Regions from separate parts of the Homo sapiens genome. Here region 2 is linked to region 1. Evidence: chromatin loops called from intact Hi-C (ENCODE). Cell type or tissue: heart left ventricle. All regions are shown on one strand. Links, peaks and the distances in the headings refer to the core of each region. The heading gives the core; the rest is flanking DNA. Region 1 has its middle 9.6 kb from the start of LRRC32. Region 2 has its middle 33 kb from the start of LINC02757.

Evidence for each region. Peaks named below come from ENCODE experiments on the same cell type or tissue, not always from the same donor. Only the 100,000 strongest peaks of a DNase experiment are listed, where the experiment ranks them.
Region 2: it touches region 1 in a loop (7-fold over the local background); 59 of 110 quality-filtered maps call a loop at or near these places.

Annotation. Positions count from the first base shown.
Region 1 is chr11:76,674,934-76,685,660 of GRCh38, forward strand. It overlaps the pseudogene GUCY2EP. Among named protein-coding and RNA genes, the nearest start is that of LRRC32, 9.6 kb to the left of the region's middle. RefSeq lists an enhancer at 1-66. In heart left ventricle, for the core only: CTCF peaks have their summits at 6,084 (motif pointing left) and 6,286; a DNase peak (open chromatin) is centred at 6,118.
Region 2 is chr11:76,592,502-76,603,228 of GRCh38, forward strand. No RefSeq gene overlaps it. Among named protein-coding and RNA genes, the nearest start is that of LINC02757, 33 kb to the right of the region's middle. RefSeq lists an enhancer at 4,826-5,477 and a silencer at 6,108-6,187. In heart left ventricle, for the core only: a CTCF peak has its summit at 6,200; no DNase peak of the experiment used is centred there; H3K27ac peaks cover 784 bases.

The sequences.
Region 1 (10,727 bases), core at 4,643-7,142:
TGATCCAGTGTTTATCACTTTGGGCTTTGGTTATGGTCTGTGAGGTCACAAAGTGTCATCTCCAAGGTACTAAAAACAGCAACGAGCCAAGGCCAGGATGAGGTGGCTGCAAACACATGAGCTCCTAAAAGCACCACTCACAGGAGCCGGGTGCTGGCATAGAGGAGGAGAGGTGGCCATAAATTTCAGAGAATCTTCCCAGCCTCCTCTAATCCCATGCCAAGAAATATGACAGATTCTAGGCCCAGAGAGGGTGAGGACGTGGCCCGAGGTCACACAGTGGGCCGAAGGTCTTATTCTCCTCCTCCACTTTCTTCCACAGGCCTCACGTGGGGTGCTCCTGGGTTCACACAGCAACCTCTTCAGAGGTCTAGCCCAGTTCTTCTCAAGCTTTGGCAAGCATCAGAATCCCTGAGGACTGGCTAAATAGATTGCCAGGCCCCATCCCAGAGAGTCTGGTTCAGTAGGTCAGAGGTGGGGCCCGGAATCTGCACCTCCAGCAAACCCTCAGTGGCGCTGATGCTGCCAGTCCTCAGACCACCCTTTGAGACGCACTGCTCCAGGGAAGTACCGTGATGATGAGGGGCAGGCAGGCTCTGCGGTGGGGCTCGGGGCAGGCCCTGGCCCCTGCTGTCATAGTTGCCCAGCTTTCACCTATGAAGTGGAGATAACGCCAGCCCCTCCCTCACTGCATCGCAGAAATGAAGGAATGAAATGTAAAGGTTATGGTTAACAGGATTATTAATCTTTCTTACTGTGAGTAATTTCAAGTCGGGAAGGGTATAGGCTGGGCCAGGCAGCTTTCTAATGCAGCTGTCATATTGCAAGCCATTCAATCCTTAACTACACCCAAGAAGGTAGATATTATTATTATTATTATTATTATTAGCAGCAGCTCCATTTTGCAGATGACACATGAGGAAATGCAGCAAGGATGAGTAATTAACTTAAGCTTGCACAGCCAGTACAGGTGAGTCCAGGCAGTGGGGCTCCAGCGCCTACCCACTGAATACTCGATCATTTCGTCACTTGAAGGAGCATTAATGAGCCCAAAGAGCAAATTATCTAAACATTCTGTGTGTAGTTGTGTTCCCCCTCCCATCTTAGGTGGGGTGAGGAGGGGACTGAGAAGGGCAGAACGGAGGAAGAGAAGCAACCTGGGTTTAGGAGAGAGACCCACCCGCATTCCCATCCTCGCTGCGCCACTCACTGCTGTGTAACTTTGGGCTGGTGGCCTCACCTCTGAACCCAGTAGAGTGAGGGCAGCCATGGACAATGGACCACTAGGGCAGTTTGAAGGGTGAGTGCGTTTGTATTAAGCTGTTCCTCACCAGTCAATGGCACAGCTTGCGGTGCTCCCTGCCCCGGTCAGCATTTGAGGGTTTTGGCAGCAGCTATGGTCTTTGTGCTGGTTTGTTTCAGGGAGAGAGAAGTGGTTTTCAAGCTTTCCCTGGCTGTGGTCAGGGGATGTAGGGAGGAAACCTGCCTAGAATGTAGCTGTGGCTGCCCCTCAGGGACAGTATGGGTAGGCAGCATGAGGGTACAGCGTTCCTCAGGGGGGCAGGTGGAAGCCCTCAAGGGGCAAGTGAGGGGGCGAAGGCCTGGGCACACCCAGTTGTCACTGGGACAGGGTCTTCTTAGGCACAGGTCACAGAGCCCCCATCTTGTCCTAGTCATGTTGCCAGCTTCCTCATGACCATAGGATCTTCCTAGAGTCCTTCAAGTATTATCCATTGAGGGGAAGCTGAGGCTCTACAGGGGCAAGGAGGAGGCAAGAGGGGGCTGCCCTCTCTGCTACATTGGATTTTCACCCCCTTCCCCTATGACATTTTTCCACCTGCTGATGAGAGCCACATGCACTCGCCCCACAGACATAGTGCACCTGCAACAACAGCCCAGCCACAGCCACACACACATCCTTCATATGCACCCTCAGAGGCAACATGAGATGCACAGGGCCACGACTCACGAAAGCAACAAGCATGCATCGACCTCATACACGAATTTCACGTAGGCACACACACGATTCACAAACATTCAGACATTTCAGAGACGCCCTCAAAAGTCACACAGTCACCACACATGGTTACATACATCCTGCACAAATCCAACTCTCAATTAAACACATGTGCAAAACACAACACAAACATGTACATTGAGCATACACCGTGTACACACACTATATCCATACATCCTACACGAACACCACACTCACAAACATACCAGACACATTGCACACAAACACAGCTCACATCCAGTATGTACAATAAAGACTTAAAATACCAAGGCTCCCCAAACCCAGTGCACACACAGCAGAGAGCACAGATAAGCCTCTCGTCTGTGTGCATGGACGTGCACACACGCACACACGTGAGCATGCCTGTACACACAGGCACAGGTGCACATGGTCATGGGAACTAGGCTGTCATCTCGCGTGGCTTGTGACTCTGATTTTTCTCAGAAGCAGACCACACATAAGTCAAGTGGCTTCCACTAGGGCTGGTTTCCTGAAGTGAAAAAGGAAAGGAGGGGAAAGGACATAGTTTGGGCTAAATTAGTCAGACAGACTCCTTTGGCCTCCCAGGAATCTCATAATTAATCCAGCTGGGATGCTGTGAGCTTCAGGCCCTGGGAGCTGGGCTGGGGCTTCAGAATGCAGAGTACTGCATCCTGTCTCCTGAGGGATGGATGCCAGGCCTTGTCCCCAAGCCAATCCCTCTGAAGGTCTGGAAGCTTAAAAAGGGGTTATGTGGCCTCAGGGCTGCCACTCCCTGACCTCTTCTAGGCTGTGTGACTTCAGCCTGCTTGCTGGTTTTTCTCTCCTGTGGTGCTGGGGTCAGGAGACCCGGATTTGAGGCCTGAACCTGACTCCCAAAACCAAACTTGCCTCTGCTGGCATCAGTGACCACCTGGCCTCCTGGTGGATGGGCTGTGCTTCCTGCTGGCAGAGGCAGCACCTGCCTCCTGGGGAACATTCTGGGCAAGCCCTCTTGTACACGCCCCTGTTTCACAAGCCCCTTCTGGGTCTTCCAGGTTCCCTTCAGCTGTGGCCCCCTCCTCTCATCTCCTCCTAGCCAGACCCACAAGGGAGCTACCTGCAAGAAAGCCACTCTTGCTGCCTCCATTGCCTCCACTCTCCACCTGTCTCCAGCCCCTCATTCCAGCAAGCACATCCATGGCAGAACTGCTGTGGCCGGACCGAGGGACAGTGTCCACGTCCCTTGGCTATGTTCTTCACAGCTTCCCCTCCTCCTTTAATGGCCTTCTTCCCGTGGCACCTTGGAACACCCCCTCCTGGCCCTCCTCTCTCCTCTCTTGCATCTCCTTCAGGATCCTGCTGCGGGCCCTTCTCTTCCTCCTCCACCTGATTTCTAAAGGTGGAAGCTCCCGGCTCTCACTCCCTCTTCGGCCTGGCGTTTTCTCCCCTGGCCCTTTCCCCAGGGCTGCTTCCTGGCCCAGGATCTCTTTTCCCGCTCATCCACTCAGGCCCCACATGGCAGCAAGATGGAGTCTCTCCAAAACACAGGTTTGACCAGGTCACCCTCCTGCTTAAAAGCCTTTGATGGCCCAGGGCGTCTGAGTCCACGTCACACTTCCCGTTTTCCTGTCTCTTTCACCACACATTGGGGCCAGGTTCTATATCACGAACCCACATACATCCTCCACCATCTCCTCTCCCCTTTCTTGCTCTCCCTAGCTGTGCCCAGTTAGCTCTATCAAAGTCCCTCTCCCTCTCTCTTTCTCCTGCCTCTCCCTCCCCCTCTCTCTCTTCCTTCCCATCTATCTCTCCCTCTTTCACCTGATTTAGAGTTACCAGAGGTGAGGGCTGCAGAAACTACCTTGTGGGGTTTCCATGCCATTAAAAGGAAAAAAAAAGCCGAGCCTCCAGTTCAAAAAGCTCTTCATTTCCCTGCTACATAAGTCCAAGAGGCCAAGTGAGAGGGCATGGTGGCTGTGGGAAGAAACAGCCCTCCAGTGGGCTTCCCCAGGCGGGTGGCCAGAGTTCATTAGTTTCTCCGCCTTTTCATTCTTCCGTGTCCCACCTACCCTGCAAGTTCTGACCTTGACCTGGGCCCATAGCACACTCTGGCATCTGCCCCCTCAACTCTTCCATCCACATCCAGAGACCTGGCTGCTGGCCTTGGCTTCACCTGGCCTCACCTGCCCCGTCCTCTGCACCCTACTCCAGCTCCATTCGCTGGGCCCTACCTTGCAGCTGGTGACCTTGTCTGAGTCACCTTTTTCCATATAGTATTTGGCTGGGGCCCATAAGGCCACCAGGGTGGTGCAGGTGGTGGGGGCTTTGGAGTTGAGGTCCAGTTCTGCCACTGGCTTGCTGGGTGACCTTGGACTGAGTCTCAGTAGCTGCATCGAAAATAGAGAATAATCTTTGCCTTGCATGATGGAAGTGAGAGGTACATTGCAGATATTCCATCCACATTAGTTCCTTCTTTCTAGTGAAATAAAGACCCTCCCATGGGCTGCCCACAGGGGAAGCCTTGGAGTCAGTGCCTGGGGAGACCTGAGCCACCCCTTTAAAGGGTTCCTGGACCTTGGACCAGTCTTGTAGTTGTTCTTTGGGTAACCACCAATGAATAAGGAAGCTGAGGCTGGGTGCTGGTGGGCTGGGGACAACACGGAGATTTGGGGATGAGGGGTGATGGGAAAAGGATGGAGAAAGGTGAAGCAGCTGCCAGGGAAGGGACTCCGGGAAGGAGAACTGAGGCTTTAAAAAGTTCATGAAGTTTGGCTGCGTGGTGAGCCATGATGCGTTGTCTTCTCTGGCTCCCAGGAATTCTTCACCAACTCTCCATTTCTCATAGTTGCACTGGGGAGTTGGATGTGGTTTTAGTTTCTGTCAAAGTGAAGAGTGTGGGCTCAAGGTGAACACATGGGAAGAACAGAGACTGCCCTCATGGCCAGCTCCCACCAGCCCATGTCTGTAATAACAATTCTGAAAATATGCTGAGACGATATTGTGATGTTCCTCAAGCTGGAAGGATTTTGTACCCGGACACAATAGTGATGGGGAAGGTTATCTCCAGGCCACTGGCTCCAGGCCTTAATGGGTAAATATAACTACTAAAAGGAATACTTTTTAGAATAAAAACTCTCTAGGTTGAAACTGGGGGTCAGAGGGATTTGGAAGGACAAGACGGGCCAGGGCATAGGGATAGAAAGGGGCTGGGCAGCCAGGGGAGAGAGCTGGCAGGGCCAGCTGGCAGGAGCTCCTCAGCAAAGGCCCTTGGTCATCAGTAGTGCACACTTGCTAAGTCGAAAAGTGACGTCGCAAGGTCTGCGTTGCAGGTAGATTAGGGGTGGGAATAGAGGCAAGAGAGCAGCATGAAGCCTGGTGCCCTTGTTGTGGACCGAAGTCGGAGACCATCGTGGCAGGCCGCACAGGACTTGATGACTGATTGTGGAGGTGGTGGAGAGCTGTCATGAGAAGGACAGGGAAGAGAGGGCCATCACCCATTTCTGCACCAGGAGACCAGGCAGAGCAGTCAGGGTAATTTGTGGCTCACGGGGAAATGTCCACAGATCAGAGATGCTTCTCCTGTCTGTAGATGGGGCAGTCACAACTGCCTCCCAGGAGAGAGTGTGATAGGCCACAGGAGCCAGCATCCAGGCAAGAATGGTATACGATGATCGCCTATGCGTTATGTCATAGAAAATGTTAGTGTCTGGAGGCTGGACACATCCTGGACACACGCCAACTTGGGCCAGGCCTTTCCGGTGGGGACAGGACCCTGAGATCTGCTGTTTCACGATGCACAGGGGCCAGGTTCCATATCCTGGAGCCCACACTCTGCACTTGACAGAGCCAAAAACCACATCCAGCTCCCCAGTGCGCCAGTGAGAAATGGAGAGTTGTTGAAGAACTCTCTTTGTGCTTCAGTCATTCAGGGAAGTTTCCCACGTGGGACTCCTCCGTGGGGTGCCCCATCACTCCATGTATCCCCCTCCTCCCTCTCCCTGCTGGGCAGCGGAGCCCCGGGAGCCTGCGGGCTGGGGAGGGGCCCACGAGTCTCCTGGGTTGCCAGAGGGGCTCCTGGTTCACTCTGGAACAACTTGCCTGCCCCCTAGTGGATTGCTCAAAGAGTCTCTCAGGCCGCGGAAACCTGCGCTGGTCCTGATGGAGAGACTGGGGCCTCCAGCAAGAGGGACTTGTGCAGGGAAGGCCAGGTCAGAGCCTACATGGGAGGTGGCATGGCCAGCCCTTGAGAAGGAGCCGGGCTTGGGTGTCCCACAGCCCCGGGGAACGCAGCAGCCCATTTGGTTTGTCAGTCTCCTCTCAGAGCCTCGTGTCCTCACCACTCAATGAAGATGCAGGGTCCTGAGACGGTGCACACAGCAGGTGCTCAGTACATGTGTGGCCTTTCCCTCCTTCTCTGTGTCACTTCACCTCCCATTCTATGAGAGTGTAGACTCCACTCTGTCTTTTGAGCAAATCTTGATTGTCATGCACGTGGATTTCCTTAAAGGGAGGCTCACCTGCCACCACAGTAGCCTCCTTCACCTCCCCTGATCTGTCATATTTCTTCCCCACTGAACTTTACTGGCCAGACCCTGGGGTCACACAAACAGGGTTCAGATCCACCTTTGCCCTCCAGAAGCCCCCTTCTGCAGGGAGAGGCTGACACAAGACCATACCTAGAGTGTAGTCAGTGATGGACAGGGTGGCCCAGGGCTGAGGGGCCAGAGGAGGTCCCCCTCCCACAGCACGTTGGGATGAAAGGGAGTGTGTCAGGGAAGGATTCCTGGAGGCAGTGGCAGAGGAACAGAGATTTGGAGAGGAAGGAGTTAGCCAGAAGGAGTGGGAAACAGGGAGCTGGGAAAGAGCCTCCAGGCCGGTGCAGGGGTTGGAGGTGAGGGCATCCACTGCAGCATAAGGGCAGTGGTGAGCAGAGGCAGGGCTGCGAGGGGAGCCATGAGCTGACATGCTGCCTGTGCCTGGTGTGCCGGGATCCCAGCTAAGCATCAGATCAACCAAGCTCAGATGCAGAGAACAGCAGAGGAGAAACCAAAAGGCGACCTCAGGAGCTGGCATTGCGGGAGGGGAGATTATTTATTCGATGCCTTTGGGCTAGTTAGTTCCTTAATTTGTTCATTCATCAATTCAGCTTTCTCGTACATGCCTCTTCCTGGGCATTGGACTAAAGGAAGGAACTAGATAAGGTCCCTCCTGTCAAGTGAGGATCAGGCATGGCAGCTACTAATTCCATACCGAGGAGGACTGGGAAAGGGTTTCAGGAGAAGGTGGCATTTTAGGTGGACTTTGAAGGATGTAGAGGCATTCACCAGGTGTTGAAAAAGGGACAAGTCATCTAGGTAGAGAAAATAACAAGAGCAAAGATGCCGCATCATGAGGGGTTTGCAGAAGTGTAAGGAGTGTGTCATAGCCAAACAGTTGGTTGTGTAGGGGGCAGATGAGGTGGGGCCAGCATGTGTAGGGCCTTGAATGCCAGGCTAAAGTATTTGGGCTTTTCTAAGGAGTCCATCTCAAAGTGTGCCCACCTGCAGAACCAGGGACCAAGCAATTCCAGATCACCCAGCCCTGCAAGGACCTTCTGGAAGCCCATAGCTCCATCTGCCATAGTGAGAACCCAACCTCTAGAAATGCCAGAATGTCCCCTTGCTGGGAATGTACTCCAAGGGACAGGTGAATGGTCACAGGCTGCTGGGGGGAAGGCAGGGGGCCTTCATTGGCACCAGCTGGCATTGACTCATCATGAAAGCCATGACTTGGGGCTCCATCTCTGGGGTCCCATCTGAGCATGTGCATGGAAGCCCATGCGAATGCCGTGCTGGCTCCTCCTGAGGGCTTCCTCAGACTCACCTGGAAGGTGCTGTCCTCACCCCTGTTCTGCAGAAGAGGAAGTTGTGTGCTCACTGAGGCTGCCTCCCCTGGGAACCCTCCAGGGACCATTGCTGTTTTTCTGGGCTTTTGTAGCCCTGCATCACCACCTCAGATCAGGAGACAGATGGGCTGACACATACAAGGCACTTCATCCTCCAAGCCTCCAGTTCCTCATCTGTAAAGTGAGCAAATAACTCTCATTTTAGAGAGTGGGCATGGTTGAGACAATATGCATGAAGCTCCTGGCACACACCTGGCCCACAGCAGGTAGCAGGTAAGTGGGGAAATAAATGAGACATAAAGCCTCCCAGGAGGAAACGGCCAGCCCCGGACTGGGGCATGATGCAGGATCCAGGTGGGCATGGGCCTTCTTCCTTTGTCCCTAGCTGATGGAGGAAGGTTAGAGAGAGGTGAGAACCCTGGTGTGTGTTGTGGGGGGGAAATATGGTTTGGCTGTGTCCCCACCCAAATCTCATCTCGAATTGTAATCTGAATGACGTGTCAAGGGAGGGATCTGGTGGGAGGTGATTGGATCATGGGGGTGGTTTCCCCAGGCTGGTCTCATGGTAGTGAGTGAGTTCTCATGAGATCTGGTTGTTTTGTAAGTGTCGGGCGCTTCCCCCTTCTCTCTCTCTCTCTCTCTCTCTCTCTCAACACCATATAAGAGTTGCCTTGCTTCCCTTTGCCTTCTGCCATGATTGTAAGTTTCCTGAGGCCTCCGCAACCATGCAGAACTGTGAATCAATTAAACCTCTTTTGTTTATGAATTACCCAGTCTCAGGTAGTATCTTTATAGCAGTGTGAAAACAGACCAATGTAGGGAGTCTAGTTACATGCAGTATGTCAGCTCTGGAGCCAGAGTTTCCTCCTAGAGTCCTTAGGAGCCTCTAAGAACAGAGCTGACTCAGCCCTTCTCAGCAAGGGCAGTTGAGGGAGTGAGCAGAGGGGCAAGAGCTGCTCCCACCATACAGCCTTCCAGAGGGCCCAAGAGCATGAAGACCCATGGCTGAATCTAGACACACCCTGACAAACAGCACACATGCACACAACAGGTACTTGGACACACATCACACATATGGATACACATGGTATGCACACAGATACATGTGTCACTGCCCCAGATTTTGGGACAGGAAGGGATGTACCACTGCCCCAGATTTTGGTGCTCAGACACGCTCAGACACATAACATACACAGTAAAGCCACATACATGTAGACACACCAAGGCCATAAATGCATGTACACAGAAACACACGGACACATAAATGCACATATACACAGACAACATGCACAGATGCCCACAGATGAGCACATACATGCAGACACAGACACAATGACAACCCACACATGTCCACAGGCATAGGCACAGGCTCACTGTCACTTGCCTGCAAAGGTCCCTTTCAGCTCTGGTGTCCACTTAAATATACAAGGTCACACAGATCTGTTCACCCACCCCACCCCCCAAGTCACATCTGCACCACACTTCTTAGCTGAGCGTGTGTTCACACGCACTGCCTCCTTGATCTAACAGCAGCCTCATAAGGCAGTTAGGGCAGGGGCCTGGACCCTCCTGTGCAGCGAGGAACAGAAGGCCTAGAGGCGCCAACAGACCAGCCTGGGCCACTTGGCTCCTGGCGGGTGTCTTAGTCAGCTTGGGCTGCTGTAACTGAATAACACAGATTGGAGGGCTTCAACAATAGATATTTGCTTCTCACCGTTTTGGAGCTTGGAAGTCCCAGATCAAGGTGCCGTCAGGGCCTGGCACTGGTGAGGCCTCTCTTACAGGTTCGCAGATGGCCCCTTGTTGCTGTGCTCTCCCTTGGTGGAAAGAGCTAGCTCACTGGCCTCTTCTCACAAGGGCACTAATCCCATTTGTGAGGGCTCCAGCCTTATAATCTGATCACCTCTCAAAGGTCCCACCTCCTAAGCCATCACATTGGGACTGGGGTTTCGACATAGGAATGTGGGCGGAGAACACAGGCCTTCAGTCCACAGTAGGAAAGGGGAGTCCTGGTTGAGCTCCAGTCTCCTCCTGCCCAGCTGTGGTGCCAGGGCACAAACCCATGCATATGCTCATGGATGCTCACGGCAGACACACAGCTATGCACCCAGAGGGGCTTCAGGAGTCACCTAGACCATGTACTCATTTTACAGATGAAGAAACTAGAGCCCTGAGAGAAAATCCATAGCCCTAAAGGGGGCCACCCAGAGGGCCTGTGGAGAAACCAGGGCCACATCTCTGTCCCTTTCCCCCACCCCACCCCACAGCTGTCCCACACACACAGACACAATCACACACAAGCCATGGGCACATTCCACAGATACACGCGTGCAGATCCTCCCTGTTCAACACTCCTGCAGGCTCGCAGGGTCAGATGTGGTGTTTCCACAGTCCTCTCATTTAACTCTCATGATGATATGGGATGTAAGAGTAACTGGCTCCGTTTTGCATTTCAGGAAACTGAGGCATAGAAAGGTTAGGCCCAAAGTTGCACAAGTAGGGACAGGCAGTGGCATCTCCCAAAGCCAATTCTACAATCACCATCACATCCTTACATACCTCTTGTCTCTTACACACACACGCACACACACACACACACACACACAGGGGCACCCTGGCGTCTGTGGGCACAGCAGCCCTCAGGCAGAACATTTTCCCAACAACCACCACTTCAAAGTTTTCGTACCAGCTCCCCGCTCCTAAGGGGTCTTTTGAGGAAAGGATAAGTTTGTTTGGGGCTTAACCTGCCCACTTGGCCCCGCCCCTCTCCCCTCAGTTGGGGAAATGAATTCCACGTGTGCCTGATCTTGCCTGCTCTGAAATCACCCGCGAGGATTTGGTGAGCACTCTTTGATGTTGGAAGCC
Region 2 (10,727 bases), core at 4,683-7,182, 82 kb before region 1:
CATACATCACACAAAAGCGAGCTGCTCCGTTCTGCGAGGGACTTCTTGAGAAGCCTTACAGATGCTTATCTCCACTTCAGCTGTGGTTCTCAGAAGGGACCTACTGTTGGTTGAACATAAACCTTAGGTCCCGGACACAGAGCATAAGGCTCAGGCCCCTCCCTCCAGATCCTTTGTCTAGGGGGCAGACGACAGGTGTGGAGCTGCAGGTGGCCTGCTCTGTGTGTGGTTCACAGTGTGGCCCCAGCCCTGCACCCAACAGGGGCTGCGGAGGTGTTGGACAGAGACATTGGCTCCATCTCATGGAGGGAAGGTAGGATGGAAACTGAAATAAAGAACCATTTTGGCCAACCCTGATGTTTCTTCTCACACCACCACCACTGCATGCACACAGACACATGGACACACAAAGGATTTAGTTGTTATATCTACAGTTCTCATTTACAGATGTGGAAACTGCAGCTCCACAGCTCTGACCTCTTCCAGATTTTACCTTAAAGCCACAGGGCTGGAAATCTCCATCGTCTTCTCTGTTGCAAGCCATCAGGCAGTCCCTGGGAAAGTGGTGGTTTGGTAATCCCCACGTCTCCCACAGCCACCACCTGGGAATGACCCTCCTCTCTCAGGTACAGCCCAGGTCCACAGGCACCTCTTTACCTTGGGTGTGGCACTGGGGACAAAGCCTCTTTGTTGTATTGTTTGCCCCCACCTGACCCCGCCCTCAGCAGCTTGGATCTGGGGCATACTTGTGGCAACTGTGCCAGCCAAGTGTGGGGTTGCTGATGAGGCAGCAGAGCCCATGTGTCCACAGACTTAGCATGCAGCTCCCAGCCCTCCCTGCACAGCAGATCCACTTGGAAGCTTATAAAAAATATCCCAGTGCCAAACAGAACTACAGACAAAGACCACATGATTATCTCAATAGATGCAGGAAAGGCCTTTGATAAAATTTAACATCACTTCATGGTAAAAACTCTCAATAAACTAGGTATTGAAGGAACATACCTCAAACTAATAAGAGCCATCTATGACGAGTCACAGCCAATATCATACTGAATGGGCAAAAGCTGGAAGCATTCCCCTTGAAAACCAACACAAGACAATGTGCCAGGGCAATCAGGCAAGAGAAAGAAATAAAGGTATTCAAATAGGAAGAGAGGAAGTCAAGCTATCTTTGTCTGCAGACGATATGATCCTATATCTAGAAAAACCCATCATCTCAGCCCCAAAGCTTCTTAAGCTGATAAGCAACTTCAGCAAAGTCTCAGGATACAAAATTAATTTGCAAAAATCACAAGCATCCCTATCCACCAAAAACAGGCAAGCCAAGAGCCAAATCACGAAGGAACTCCCATTCACAATTGCCACAGACAGAATAAAATACCTAGGAATACAGCTAACAAGGGAAGTGAAAGAACTCTTCAAGGAGAACTACAAACCACTGCTCAAAGAAATCAGAGATGGTGGTCGGGCACAGTGGCTCACACCTGTAATCCTAGCACTTTGGGAGGCTGAGGTGGGTGGATAATTTGAGGTCAGGAGTTCGAGACCAGTCTGGCCAACATGGTGAAACCCATCTCTACTAAAAATACAAAAATTAGCCAGGCATGGTGGTGGGTGCCTGTAATCCCAGCTACTTGGGAGGCTGAGGCAGGAGAATCTCTCGAACCCGGGAGGCAGAGGTTGCAGTGAGCCAAGATCGTGCCATTGCACTCCAGCCTGGGCAACAGAGCAAGACTCTCTCAAAAAAAAAAAAAAAAAAAAAAAAGAAGAAGAAAAGAAAGAAAGAAAGAAAAGATGACAAAAACAAAAACAAAAAAATGAAAAAACATTCCATGCTCATGGATAGGAAGAATCAATATCATGAAAATGGCCATACTGCCCAAAGCAATTTATAGATTCAGTGCTACTCCCATTAAACTACCACTGACATTCTTCACAGAACTAGAAAAAACTATTTTAAAATTCATATGGAAACAAAAAAGAGACTGAATAGTCAAGACAATTCTAAGCAAAAAGAACAAAGATGGAGGCATCACGCTACCTAACTTCAAACTATACTACAAGGCTACAGTAGCCAAAACAGCATGGTACTGGTACAAGAACAGACACACAGACCAGTGGAACAGAATATAGAACCCAGAAATAAGACTGCAAACCTACAACCACCTGATCTTCAACAAACCTGACAAAAACAAGCAATGAGGAAATGATTCTCTATTTAATAAATGGTGCTGGGAGAACTGGCTAGACATATGCAGAAAATTAAAACTGGATCTCTTCCTTACATCATATATAAAAATCAAACCAAGATGGATAAAAGACTTAAATGTGAACCCCAAAACTATAAAAACTCTAGAAGAAAACCTAGGCAATATCATTCAGGACATAGGCACGGGAAAAGACCTCATGATGAAGACACCAAAAGCAATTGCAACAACAGCAAAAATTGACAAATGGAATCTAACTAAACTAAAGAGTTTTTGCACAGCAAAAGAAACTGTTATCAGAGTAAACAGACAACCCACAGAATGGGAGAAAATTTTTGCAATCTGTCCATCTGACAAAGGTCAATATCCAGCATCTATAAAAAACTTAAATTTACAAGAAAAAAACAACCCCATTAAAAAGTGGGGAAAGGACATGAACAGACACTTCTCAAAAGAAGACATACATGTAGCCAACAAACATATGAAAAAAATCTCAACATCACTGATCATCAGAGAAATGCAAATCAAAACCACAATGAGATACCATCTCACAGCAGTCAGAATGGCTAATTAAAAAGTCAAAAAACAACAGATACTGGCGAGGTTGTGGAGATAAAGGAACACATTTACACTGTTGGTGGGAATGTAAGTTAGTTCAACCATTGCAGAAGACAGTGTGGCCATTCCTCAAAGACCTAGAAGCAGAAATACCACTTGACGCAGCAGTCCCATTACTGCGTATATACGCAAAGGAATATGAATCATTCTATTATAAAGGTACATTAACACATATGTTCATTGCAGCACTATTCACAACAGTAAAGACATGGAATCAACCTAAATGCCATCAATAATAGACTGAATAAAGAAAATATGGTACATATACACCATGGAATACTATGTAGCCATAAAAAGGAATGAGAACATGTCTTTTGCAGGGGCATGGATGGCACTGGAAGCTATCATTCTCAGCAAACTAATGCAGAAACAGAAAACCAAACACTGCATGTTCTCATTTATAAGTGGGAGTTAAATGATGAGAACACATGGACACACACTGGGGCCTGTCGGAGGCTGGAGGATGGGAGAAGGGACAGCTTCAGGAAGAATAACTAATGGATGCTAGCTTAATACTTAGGTGATGAGATGATCTGTACAGCAAATCATCGTGACACACGTTTACCTATGTAACAAACCTGCACATCCTGCACATGTGCCCCTGAACTGAAAATAAAAGTTGGAAAAAAAAATCCCAATGTCAGGGTCTCACCCCAGACCAATTAAACCAGAGTCTCTCAGGATGGGGCCCAGGCACTGGTATTTTATGAAGACTTGTTACTGGATTCCTATTTTTTATTTTTATTTTTTTGAGACAGGGTTTTGCTCTTGTTGCCCAGGCTGGAGTGCAGTGGCGTGATCTCAGCTTATCGCAACCTCTGCCTCCCGGGTTCCAGCGATTCTCCTGTCTCAGCCTCCCGAGTAGCTGGGATTACAGGCATGCGCCACCATGCCCGGCTAATTTTTTGTGTTTTAGTAGAGACAGGGTTTCTCCATGTTGGTCAGGTTGGTCTCGAACTCGCCACCTCAGGTGATCTGCCTGCCTCGGCCTCCCAAAGTGCTGGGATTACAGGCATGAGCTGCTGTGCCCGGCCGTTATCGGATTATTTGTGCAGCCAGGTCCACCTCAGTGGACCATAATGCAGTCCTAATGGTCATGGCAGCAGGGCCTGGCCTGCACAGTAATTTGCACTGATCCTCCACCCTCCCTGCACCCCAACAGGTTTTATATTATCTCATGTCATGGGTTGAATCACATCCACAAAAATTCAAACGTTGAAATCCTGACCCCCAGAGCCTCAGAATGTGACCTTTTCGGAGATGGGATCTTTACAGAGGTCATCCAGGTAAAATGAGGTCATCAGAGTAGGCCTTTGTCCAATAAAACTGTCCTTGTAGGAAGGGGAAATTTGGAGACAGACACACAGGGAGAACCCTGTGTGAAAACGGAGGCAGAGACTGGAGTGATGCTCTCACAGGCCACAGGACGCGGAGGACTGCCAGCGAGCACCAGGAGGCAGGGAGAGGCGCAGGATGGGCGCTTCCTCTCAGCTCTCGGGAGGAAGCCCCTGGTGACATCTGGACCTTGGGCTGCAGCCTCCAGAACTCTGAGAGGACACCTCCCTGTCGTTTCTGCCCAGTGTGTGGCACTGTGCTATGGCAGCCCTGGCAAATGGATCCATCTCCTTTTTACTGATGAGTACAGCCAGGGTTGGGAAGTCACTCCCGTGAGCACGGTGGCCTCGCTGGCTGGAACTTGTTGCTCAGCCACCTCTTAAATGCCGATCCCCACCTCCACCTCCCCATTCCATCCTCCATCCAGAGCCCTCAGCTCTTCAGGCATTCATCATTTATGCACCTTTGAGGCAGGCAATGCTCCAAGCACAGGGCCCAGCAGAGAAACAAACAAACAAACAAACAAGCAAGCAAGCAAACAACAGACACCATTCCTCCACGTGGGGAACAAACAATAAGGAAGGTGAGTGACAGGTTAATAGTATGTTCCATGGTATACGTTCCACAGGGAAACTGAGGCACAGAGGGGGATAGGGAGTGTGGAATGGTGGACTTTTAAACAGGGCGGTTTGGGAAGGCTCACTGGGAAGGCACCCTCCTGGTCACTGCCCCTTCCCACACTGTAGCCCACTCCATGGAGGCCTCCCAGGCCCTCCCTGCCCAGGCTCTCTACCCAGTATCTCCCCCAGGACTTAAACTGCCCAACCCCAACTCAGCCTCCCCCATGTGCTCCCCACAACACATCCCAGCAAATGCCACCACCATCCATCTGCTTAGTATTCAAACCAGAAACCTGGATGCAAATTAGACCTCCCCAACTCTTGCCCTCACTCCATCTGGCCCTGGGAACTAGAGGTGCTCCCTTCATGAGTGCGGGAGACGCAAGCTTGGTTCCCCCTCCGGTCGGGCAGAGCACCCCAGTGGCAGGGGAGCGGGGACGGCTGTTTCCATAACTGGACCCAGTGGCCATGTCTAATCCCCTGTACAGACTCTGTCCTCTGCCTTCAGAGCCCATGGTCAGGCCCTGAGCCCTGCAAACCCACCTCCTCCTCTGTACCCACCAAATGCTGTGCCCCTCCCAGGGGCCTTCCTTGCCTTGACCAGTGAGAGCCAGTGGATGCCATGGACCAAGGCCCAGCAGCAGTCAGGGAACCCAGTCCCACCCCTTTCTGGACCTTCGTGTCCTCATCTGTAGAATGGGCAAAATTCCTGCCAGGCTGACCCTCAGGAAATCTTGGCTGAGTCAGTGGATGTGAACGGTGCTGCTCTGGGTGGTGTGGACACGTGGACCAGCTGGGGTGAGGGGCAGCCAGGGTGGGAAGCTGTGTGGGTTAATGTGGACCAGCCAGAGGCAGCACCTGTGACCCATGCACATGCGTGTGTCCATGGGAATGGGGAGGGGGAAAAGCCACGTTCTAGGTGGGCTCACCTGGCACCACCCACACCAGTCTGTGACAGGGCAAGATGAAGGAGAAAGAGGCTGCTGCTACCCACCTGCCTGCCTGCCCACTTCCTCCCTGACTCCTGCATGAAGAAAGGTGGCTGAGGGACTCCCCTAAATGTGCCAACCCTCACTGGGCAAGCCTGGGGCTGGGAAGACGTGTGAGGTCAGCAGTCCTGGGGTGGGGGGCCTTCCTTTGCTCCTCTGTGCCCCTGGGGTAGGGTGGGCTGCAGCATCATCTCAGTGCTGGGGGGTGACTAGCTCCCATCCTGCTAGGAGACTTTGTGCCAGCCACCCGGCTCCTCTGAGTTGACTCCCTCATCTACCTAACAGGGGTGATCATGCTGCCTTGGGTGGTGTTGAGAAGACTAAATGATACATGACACTTGGTCCCAGGACCCTCTTGTGACCTCTGGGTCCTGGCACCACTCACTGAGGTTTGCCCCTTGGCTCCTTCAGCATCCTCAAGTCACCCCTAGAGGTCTCTCTAACTGTGCGCTCCAGCTTAGTAGCCACCAGCCGCACGCGGCTACTGGGCATCTGAAATGTGGCTGGTCTGAAACGAGCTGTGCTGTGGGTGGAAAAGACACACCAGGTTTCAACAATACAAAAAAAAAAAAATGAAATACAACATTCATAATTTTTAATACTGATTACATGTTGAAAGGATAATATTTTGATATATTAAGTTAAATATATTATTAAAATTAAGTTCACTTGTTTCTTTTTACTTTCTTAATGTAGCTACTGGAGAAATGTCATTACATCCGAGTCTCACATTCTGTTTTATTGGATGGCCCTGCTCCAGAACCTTGGAAAGGCCACTTCCAGGGCATCTTCCTGGTGGCTCCCAGGAAAAGCAGCCCCTGGGATTTCCAGCAGCTGCTGAAGAATGTCTGCTCCCCTGGTGGCCCCAGGCTGCAGAACACACTCGCTGTGGCCTCACCCGCTCCCCACCCTTTCCCGCACATCCCATAGCCTCCCAGGAAGCTTAGACTCAGCTAAGGGACCCTCCCTGCTGCCCCCACCATGAGGGTAGCCAACAAAGCCTGCGGCCCCCTCCCCCAGCTGCTAAGAACCTCATAGCTGTATGGGAATTACCCTGGCGTCACTTTCTCCTTCCCAGCAGACCCCAGGGATGTGGCTTCCTTGCCCCAGGCCCTGAGTCACCCGCAAGGAATCCCCTCTCCTCTGGAGAGGGTTCTGCGGGCAGGAGGCAGCCTCTGTGGTCCTGAGGAGCATGGCTTCAGGAGTCAGAGAGACCTGGAGGTGAGTCCGGGCGCTGCCTCGTGCTCACCGTGTGGCTGGGGTAAGCCCCTCCTGTCTGCACCTCAACTTCCTCACTTATGAAATGGGCGTAATCACCGCGCCCACCTCATAGAGCTGTAGGGATGTCATCGAGGCATGGCGCTCTGCACAGCTCTTGGTTTGTAGTAAACAGCAGTTGTTAAAGGACCTGAAAGAGTTAGGGATGTGGCCTTTGACCTCAGGCTCACTAGGCCAGCCACAGAGAGGAGGCAGGTGCCAAGGTGGTGGGCCAGGGAAGGGTGGGGAGCAAGTGAGGCAGGAAGGAGGCAGGGGGATGGTAGCTCCCTTTCAGGCCTCAGGCTCTATGTAGCCCAACAGATAGCCCGGCTGGCCCATTTTCAGATGAGGAAAGTGAGGCTCTTAAAAGTGAAGCGACTTCCCCAAGGCTAGTGCTGGGGATTGATTTGGGGGCTACCTGTATCCAAGGCCTGTGTTCTCTCTGCCATCCTGTATTGTGAAGTTTGAGAGGAGTTTCTGGAGGAAATAAACACAAAATGGTTTGAGAAGAAGTTTGAGCTAATATAGTCCCTTTCCTGCAGGTGGTTTTGAGCCTTTGAAAGAAAGTATCCACAACTCCTGTCCTAAATCTCATCCCTGCAAAGCCAACCTTGACCCAAGGGCTTGGGTGCAGGTAGTTCATTCGGGAGGTGATGCCAGGCAACAGTGAGAAACGGAGAAGTGGGAAAGGGAGGGAGAAAACCCAGGAAGGTGGCTTCGATGAGCGGGTTACCACTGTGGGCACCTGGGCTCCATCCTGCTGGGCACCCTAGGAGCTGGAGTATAGAACACACATCATCAGAATCTCAAACTCAAGAGCTGGACGTTGGGGTGTTTGTCCACTTTTCATTCCCTGAGATTGAGGATTGCCCGTGAGGGTGTTGGGTCTCTGGCACATCCCTGCACAGGCTGAACAAGGTCCTTTGGTGCTGGAAGAAGCCCTTGGGTAGACAGACGGAGAGGAGAGAAGGGAAACAGGCGCTTGAGGCTGGGAGCGGGGCTGGCATGGGCAGATTATCCACAGAGTTGGCTCAGCCCCACTCCCGCCTCTGAAGAAAAGCATTCAAATAACACAATGACATTCATCACAGTTAATACTGATATAATTTCTATTGTTTATAATACATTTAACAGTAGAAATATATTATTATAATGATATATTTCTATATTATATTGATATAGAAATATAAGATATTAATATTAACACTAAATATTATATTAAATTAATATTAATATATTATATTTATATATTAATGTATTTCTATTGTGTGTGTGTGTGTGTGTGTGTGTGTATATATATATATATATATATATATATAAAAAATTTAGAAATAACCTAAATATCCAGTAAGAGGGGATTGGCTTAGTAAACTACGGTGCATCAAAAAGACAGAATATTCTGCAGCCAAAAATGAAGACTCTGTTGCTACATGGAAAGGTGCTTGGGAAAGAATATTAATTAAAACATGGTGCGTGCACACACTTCCCACCGTGGAAGGTGCTGTGGTCTGAGTGTTTGTGACCCCCAAAATTCATATGTTGAAACTTAATCCTCAGTGTGTTGGAATTAAGGGCTGGGGTACCTGGGAAGTGACGAGGTCTTTTTTTTTTTTTTTTTTTTTTTTGAGATGGAGTTTTGCTCTGTTGCCCAGGCTGGAGTGCAGTGGCACGATCTTGGCTCACTTCAACCTCTGCTTCCCAGGTTCAAGTGATTCTCCCACCTCAGCCTCCCGAGTAGCTGGGATTACAGGTGTGCACCACCATGCCCTGCTACTTTTGTATTTTTAGTAGAGATGGGTTTCACCATGTTGGCCAGGCTGGTCTCAAACTCCTGACCTCAAGTGATTCACCCGTCTCGGCCTCCTAAAGTGTTGGGATTACAGGCGTGAGCCACTGCACCTAGCCTGTGACCAGGTCTTGCGAGTAGAGCCCTTGTGAATGGGATCAGTGTCCTGACAAGAGAGGCCTGAGGGAGCTTGTTTGTCTCTCCCGCCATGTGAGATGCAGTGACAAGGCAGCAGCTATGAAGCATGGGCTGTCGTGAGACGCTGACTGGATCTGTTGGCACCTCCAGCTTGGACTTCCCAGACTCCAGAACCATGAGCAATATATTTTCATTGTTTACAAATTGTCCAGTATTTTCTGCAGCCAAAAGAGATTAGGACGGAAGGTGAGGGCTCTAGCAGAGAAACAGAACCAGTAAGAGGTACACATTAAGAGATGCGCTGCTAGGAATTGGCTTATATAGTTGTGGGCTAGGCTGGTCCAAAATTCATAACGCAGGCTGTCAGGAAGGGCAGGCTAGAATCCTAAGCCAAAGTTGCTGTCCACAGGTGGAATCTCTCCTTCTTCAGGCCTCTGCTCTGCTCTTAAAGGCCTTCACTTGATTGAATCAAGCCCGCCCAGATTGTGTGGGATAATCTCCTTACTTAAAGTCAGTTGATTTGGACTTTACTTCTACTAAAAACCTCCACAGCAACACCCAGATCAGTGTTTGAATGATGAGGACTGCAGCCTAGCCAAGTTGACACTTAAAACTGACCATCACAGAAGGTATATGGAGCTGCTGTCAGAGTGCTAGTGACAAAACTCACTTACTTAAAACTGATCATCACAGAAGGTGTATGGAGCTGCTGTCAGAGTGCTAGTGACAAAACTCACTTACTTAAAACTGACCATCACAGAAGGTGTATGGAGCTGCTGTCAGAGTGCTAGTGACAAAACTCACTTACTTAAAACTGACCATCACAGAAGGTGCATGGAGCTGCTGTCAGAGTGCTAGTGACAAAACTCACTTTGCGACCAGAGTCTGGCTCCTTCTGAGGCAGGGTCTGGGCTCACCTGAGACCACGGAGGTGAGCGAAGCCTCCAGCGGCATCCAGCTGGTACCAATCTATCCTGAGGCTTGATCTTTCCAGAGCCTCTGCCCCTGCCAGCAGATGTCGGGCAGCCAGGGCGGGGACCACTTTCTCTCCTGCAACCTTGGCCCCAGTGCTTATCACTTCTGGGCACAGTGCCTGCACTGACACAGCGCAGCCCTCTTCCTTCCTCCCCTCCTGGGCCTCCTGGGGCTGGGTGGGAAAGGCTGTGGGGAGGGGAGGTGGTGGCAGAGACAAGGCCTGAACACATGGATCCCATCAGTGACTTCACTCGGACTGGCCGTCACTAGACTTTCCCTGGCCTGGGTGAAGGTCTGGCTGAGGCTGACCTCGCCCTAGGTGTGGGATTTACACAGCCTCCAGCCTCCCAGGAAGATCCGAGGCAAAGGGGAAAGTGCTTCAGGATATGATTGACTGTTACCTTGGGCAAGTCCCTGGCCCTCTCTGCGCTCTCTGGTCTCCACTCACTGACGTGGGAAATGTTTGATGATGCCATTGGCCTTAATCTATTTGTGCTGCTATGACAAAATAATATATACTGGATGGCTTATAAGCAACAGAAACTTATATCTCACAGTTCCAAAGACTGGGAAGTTCAAGAGCAAGGTGCCAGCAGACTTGGTGTCTGGTGAGGGCTCACTCTTTGCTTCATGGATGGCACCTTCTAGCCATGTTCTCATGTGGTGGAAGGAGCTGGCTAGCTCTCTGCAGTCTCTTTATAAAGACACCAATCCCAATCCAATATAATCACCCCCGAAGCCCCCACCTCCTAATAGCATCACCTTGGTGGTTAGGATTTCAACATATGAAATTTGGGGG